Linked DNA regions of Homo sapiens: region 2 is linked to region 1. Evidence: chromatin contacts called from ENCODE Hi-C or POLR2A ChIA-PET data. All regions are on one chromosome and are shown on one strand. The core of a region is the stretch at or near the end of the contact, and the rest is flanking DNA. Distances in the headings are between cores, read along the strand shown. Region 1 overlaps BICD1 (BICD cargo adaptor 1). Region 2 overlaps LOC124902913 (a long non-coding RNA gene).

What was found. A loop is a pair of places that touch in the nucleus more often than their neighbours do. ChIA-PET counts read pairs that join two places held with the same protein, here RNA polymerase II (POLR2A). Pooled maps may share reads with other maps.
Region 2: a loop to region 1 is called in a pooled map, with 2.4 times the contacts of the local background. The contact joins two enhancer-like sites. A Hi-C loop is called at or near these places in 1 of 168 maps with a recorded cell type or tissue (body of pancreas) and 6 of 50 pooled maps. POLR2A ChIA-PET finds 5 or more read pairs at or near these places in 3 of 52 experiments (A549, B cell and OCI-LY7).

What each region holds. Positions count from the first base shown.
Region 1 is chr12:32,300,966-32,303,665 of GRCh38, forward strand. The region is part of intron 3 of BICD1 (BICD cargo adaptor 1); the gene reads left to right. Among named protein-coding and RNA genes, the nearest start is that of FGD4, 97 kb to the right of the region's middle. Within about 2 kb of position 1,391, at least 4 of the 41 ENCODE cell types and tissues checked have a DNase peak (open chromatin) inside an H3K27ac peak, as active enhancers do; they include OCI-LY7, where a contact is called at or near this core.
Region 2 is chr12:31,635,186-31,637,885 of GRCh38, forward strand. The region is part of intron 1 of LOC124902913 (a long non-coding RNA gene); the gene reads right to left. Among named protein-coding and RNA genes, the nearest start is that of ETFBKMT, 23 kb to the right of the region's middle. Within about 2 kb of position 1,311, at least 4 of the 41 ENCODE cell types and tissues checked have a DNase peak (open chromatin) inside an H3K27ac peak, as active enhancers do; they include OCI-LY7, where a contact is called at or near this core.

The DNA of each region.
Region 1 (2,700 bases), core at 141-2,640:
TAAGCAGGCCTGAAAGAAACCATGACACAAGGAAACACACTGCTGTCTGAAGCAATTTCCAAGTTGCCTTTCTTATAACCACACTGAGGGCAATCCTTGCTTCTCCTTTCATAAGGAGGTAAAGGCCCTTCTGATTTCCATACTCCTTCATCCCAAGTCACCTGCAAAGCAGTAAATCATGTTGAGCATGCGTTTCTGGATTCCTCTCTTCCTCCACACTTCATCCTCAGTTTCCCCCTGCTTCCTGGCTAACAAATTGAGATTCCTATAATCAGAGAATGAACCTTTCATTTCACTACCAGAGATAAAGTAAAAAATGCATGTTTTTGCTTGAAGTAACAACCTAGTTGAAATGCAGTCAGTCAGCAAGTATAAAGGAAAGGTGACTGGATGCTTTAGTGTGGGAAAGGTTGTTTGCTCGGTGGAAAAGGTTGGAGAGAGTCAGTCACAGGGCAGGAGCAGTGAACTCAAATGACCACAAGCAGCTTATAAATAGCATTAAGTACAAGATGTAAACAAAAAGTAGAGGCCGAGTGCAGTGGCTCACGCCTGTAATCCCAGCACTTCGGGAGGCTGAGGTGGAAGGATTGCTTCGGTCCAGGAGTTTGAGACCAGCCTGGGCAACATGGTACAAAACCTTGTCTCTACAAAAAGAAAAAAAAAGCCAAGCATGGAGGTATGCGCCTGCAATCCCAGCTACCCAGGAGGCTGAGGTGGGAGGATTGATTGAGACTGGGAGATCAAGGCTGTAGTGAGCTGTGATCAAGCCACTGTACTCTAGCCTGGGCAACAGAGCAAGACCCTGTCACAAACAAACAAACAAAAGAAAAAGTAGATGGAAAAGGAACAGCCAGTGCTCACTTACAGGTGATTTTTGTGCTCTGTGAAGGTGGGCCCAGTGTTGCCTGAATTATTTATTTATTTTTATTTACTTATTTTTAGACGGAGTCTTGCTCTGTCGCCCAGGCTGGAGTGCAGTGGCGCGATCTCGGCTCACTGCAACCTCTGCTTCCTGGGTTCACGCCATTCTCCTGCCTCAGCCTTCTGAGTAGCTGGGACTACATGCACCTGCCACCACGCCCCACTAATTTTTTGTATTTTTAGTAGAGACGGGGTTTCACTGTGTTAGCTAGGATGGTCTTGATCTCCTGACCTCGTGATCCGCCCGCCTCAGCCTCCCAAAGTGCTGGGATTACAGGCGTGAGCCACTGAGCCCAGCCCGAACTTTTGATTTTTTTAAAAAAGAAATCAGAAGTTTTCAAATGTTTGTGAAATCATCAGTTTTCTAAATATTGGCAATCAATTCCAAAAGTTTTATAACGTGTTACAAGCCAAATAAAGCACATCTATAGGCTCGATGGTCTATGGGCACCCCTTGTGATCTCTGCTTTAAATCATTTGATGTCTGAATTGGTGGAAGGGACACGGGAGCACACACCAGCCTGGGGAGCCCACTAGAGTACAGAATGCAAACTACAGGGACACATGCCTTTGAGCAGGTAGTAGATAGCCAGGGCCTGTCAAGTTATTAGGTGTCCCAGGCCAGGTAATAACTCCTTGGAGTTGTGAAAAGTATATTTCATTTCCATGCCATCATGTTTGTAACATGCTATTTATAGTGCCCAGTTATCATTTTTCCCAAAGTGCAATTTTTCTCCCATGAAGTACTCATAATCTTAAGTAATGTAGTTGATATGTAACCCAGAAACTCCTACTTGATTAGAAGACAGTTATTGGTAGTATGCCATTGATAGATTTGTTAATTTTTTGTTATATTTATTCAAATGCATATTCATGGTAGAACAATTAGCACTTTCTAGTTTTCATTCTAAATAATGGATATTATAAATAATGGTCTCCAATATTGACTCTTTTGAGTAATTCTATCAGGGACATGTTGAAATTCCAATGACCATTTTTTTTTTTTTTTTTGCCTTAGAGGCATCTTTTGTACATAATGTATTTCTTTTTTTTTTTTTTTCCCTCAAGACAGGGCCTCACTCTGCCACCCAGATTGGAGTGCAGTGACACCATCAGGGCTCACTGCAGCCTTGACCTCCCTGGGCCCGAGTGATCCTCCCACCTCATCCTCCCGAATAGCTGGGACTATAGGTGCACGCCACCACACCTGGCTAATTTTCTTATTTTTTGTAGAGAGAGGGTTTCATTATGTTGCCCAGGCTGGTCTCAAACTCCTGTGCTCAAGCAATTCACCGAGATTACAGGCCTGAGATTACAGGTGCTGAGATTACAGGCCTGAGCCACCGTGCCCAGTCCTCATAATGCATTTCACACACCATAGTGTGGTGAGCACATTCTTTCACTGAAATAACACTATCCATATTCACATATACAACTGGCATTGTTAGAAACATCTGCTATACATATGTCTTTATGAGTTGCATCCTATTAGAGCACCACAGTGTTTCGGTGACCAGTGAGTGCTGGTTTACCATCAGCTTTCATTGTTCCCTTCTGACGGTGTATTTCTCAGTTTTTTCCTGGGCCCAGTGCTGCCCAGAGTAAAGGCTACATTCTTCACTCCTCCTCGCAGCCAAATGGCATAAGACTAGTACCAGCCAATGATATATAACAAGTGATGTGGGTAACTTTTAATGTCCTTAAAGGGAGACAGTGTGCTCCTTATTTTGTGCCACCGCTTAGAACATGATCAAATGGCAAGCCACCTGAGATAGTATG
Region 2 (2,700 bases), core at 61-2,560, 670 kb before region 1:
ACAGGCTTCGTGCCACCCCGCCTGGCTGATTTTTGTATTTTTAGTAGAGATGGGGCTTCACCATGTTGGCCAGGCTGGTCTCAAACTCCTAACCTCAGGTGATCCACCCACCTCGGCCTCCCAAAGTGCTGGGATTACAGGCATGAGCCACCATGCCCAGCCTTTTAAATTTATTTTAAAAATAAACGTATTTCTTACAGTTCTGGAGGTTTGAAAGTCCACAGCTGTTGGGCTGCATCTGGTGAGGGCCTTCTTACCGCAGCATAACATGACAGAGAGCATGACAGGGCAAGAGGCCATTTTCTTGTCTGAGAGTTTGATTTAGTCTAGAATCTGACCCCATCTTGACATAAACACCACTGGCTCAGATAAATATTAAGTGCAACAGTTTACCTAATTTAGTTATTTATTTGTATTCTTTTATTTTTATTTTATTTATTGAGAGGGGTTTTGTCATGTTGCCCATGCTGGTCTTGAACTCCTGGACTCAAGCGATCCTCTCACTTTGGCCTCCCAAAGTGCTGCGATCATAGGCTTGAACTACCGCGTCCAGCTAGTTTATCTAATTTAAAGACATCAAAATCTAAAGTCAGATTCTTACTTAGATTTGGTGTTTCAGATTTCAAAGAGATGAGATGTCACCAGATAAAAACTACTAGGTGGTAACCAGGCGTGGTGGCTCACGCCGTAATCCCAGCACTTTGGGAGGCTGAGGCGGGCGGATCACGAGGTCAGGAGTTCAAGACCAGCCTGGCCAACATGGTGAAACCCCGTCTGTACTAAAAATACAAAAAAAATAGCTGGGCATGGTGGCAGGCACCTGTAATCCCAGCTACTCGGGAGGCTGAGGCAGGAGAATCATTTGAACCCAGTAGGTAGAGATTGTAGTCAGACGAGATCTCACCATTGCACCCCAGCCTGGGCGACAGGGTGAGACTCTATCTCAAAAAAAAAAAAAACAAAAAACGACCAGGTGGCTCACGCCTGTAATCCCAGCACTTCGAGAGGCCAAGGTGGACCGATTGCTTGAGCTCAGAAGTTCAAGATCAGCCTGGGCTACATAGTGAAACCCTGTCTCTAAAACAAACAAACAAACAAACAAACAAAAAACAAACAAACAAAGCTTAGCTGGGCGTGATGGCGCATGCCTTTAGCCCCAGCTACTCAAGAGGCTGAGGAGGGAGGATCACTTGAGCCTGGGAGGCAGAGGCTGCAGTGAGCTATGATCGTGCCACTGTACCCCAGCCTGGGTGAGAGAGTCCCTATCTCAAAAAAATAAAACCAAAAAACTACTGGGGCCACGTCAGAACTGAAAGAGTTCTGCAGGCCCTTCAGAGAAAGGAGAAGTGAGAGTCAATTAACCTCAAGATTACATTTAAAAGCATTTTCCTCTTTAGTATAGAGGTGTGTTAAAAAAAAAAAAAGCATTTATACGAGGTATGTGAGGTATGTTAGTGAAACAGCAAAAACCTAATTATATCCTAAATAACTGGCACGCTCTAGGTTACAAATAGCAATTTGTAAAAGACCCATTGAATGAACACATTAAACAGCAGGTTGCTTATTCCTTCTCAAACCGCACTAAAAAATTCCTCTCTCGCATGTGTAGGTCCCAGAGCCAGACAGTTATGAGATGATGGTGCCCCCTGGTGGCCAATGTGGGGAGCCACCCGGCCAGGCGTGCTTCCTGGCTTTGTGCCAGCCATGCCTTTATTCTTTGGTTGGTTGGTTGGTTGGTTGGTTAGTTGGTTGGTTGGTTGGCTGGTTGAGACAGAGTCTTGCTCTGTCGCCCAGGCTGGAGTGCAGTGGCGATTTCGGCTCACTGCAACCTCCGTCTCCGAGGTTCAAGCAATTCTCCTGCCTCAGCCTCCGGAGTAGGTAGGACTACAGGCGCCCACCATCAAGCCCGGCTAATTTTTGTATTTTTGGTAGAGACGAGGTTTCACCATATTGGCCAGGCTGGTCTTGAACTCCAGACTTCAAGTGATCCACCCGCCTCTGCCTCCCAAAGTGCTGGGATTACAGGCATGGGCCACCGTGCCCGGCCAGACCATGCCTTTACTTTTGCACATATGCACAGTATTTCTGAAAATCAAGTGAAAAAGTTGGATTTATATACTCTATGTGAGTTTACATGTTATGGGGATTTCCATTTCCAGAGAATTAAAATGGATAATCAAATGTTTAATTTCATTTCACAATTTTCAAATATTTCTTTCCTTCCCTCCCTCCTTCCTCTCTTTCTTTTTTCTTTCTCTTTCTTTCTTTCTTTCTTCTCTTCCTTTTTTTTTTTTCTTAGACAGAGTCTCACTCTGTCGCCCCAGCTGGAGCTCAGTGGTGCAATCTCGGCTCACTGCAACCTCTGCCTCTCAGGTTCAAGTGATTCTCCTGCCTCAGCCTCCTGAATAGCTGGGACTACAGGCCTGTGCCACCATGCCCAGCTAATTTTTGTATTTTTAGTAGAGACAGGGTTTCACTATGTTGGCCAGGCTGGTCTTGAACTTCTGACCTCAGGTGATCCACCCATCTCAGCCTCCCAGAGTGCTAGGATTACAGGCGTGAGCCACTGTGCCGGGGCAGCAGGCCTTTCTTGACTGCAGATTTTCTAATACATGAAAACAGCCACCAATTGCAAAAATATATTAATTTTCGACAGGTACAAAAGGCACTTTGTGAATATCAGTATGCAGTTGGGTACAC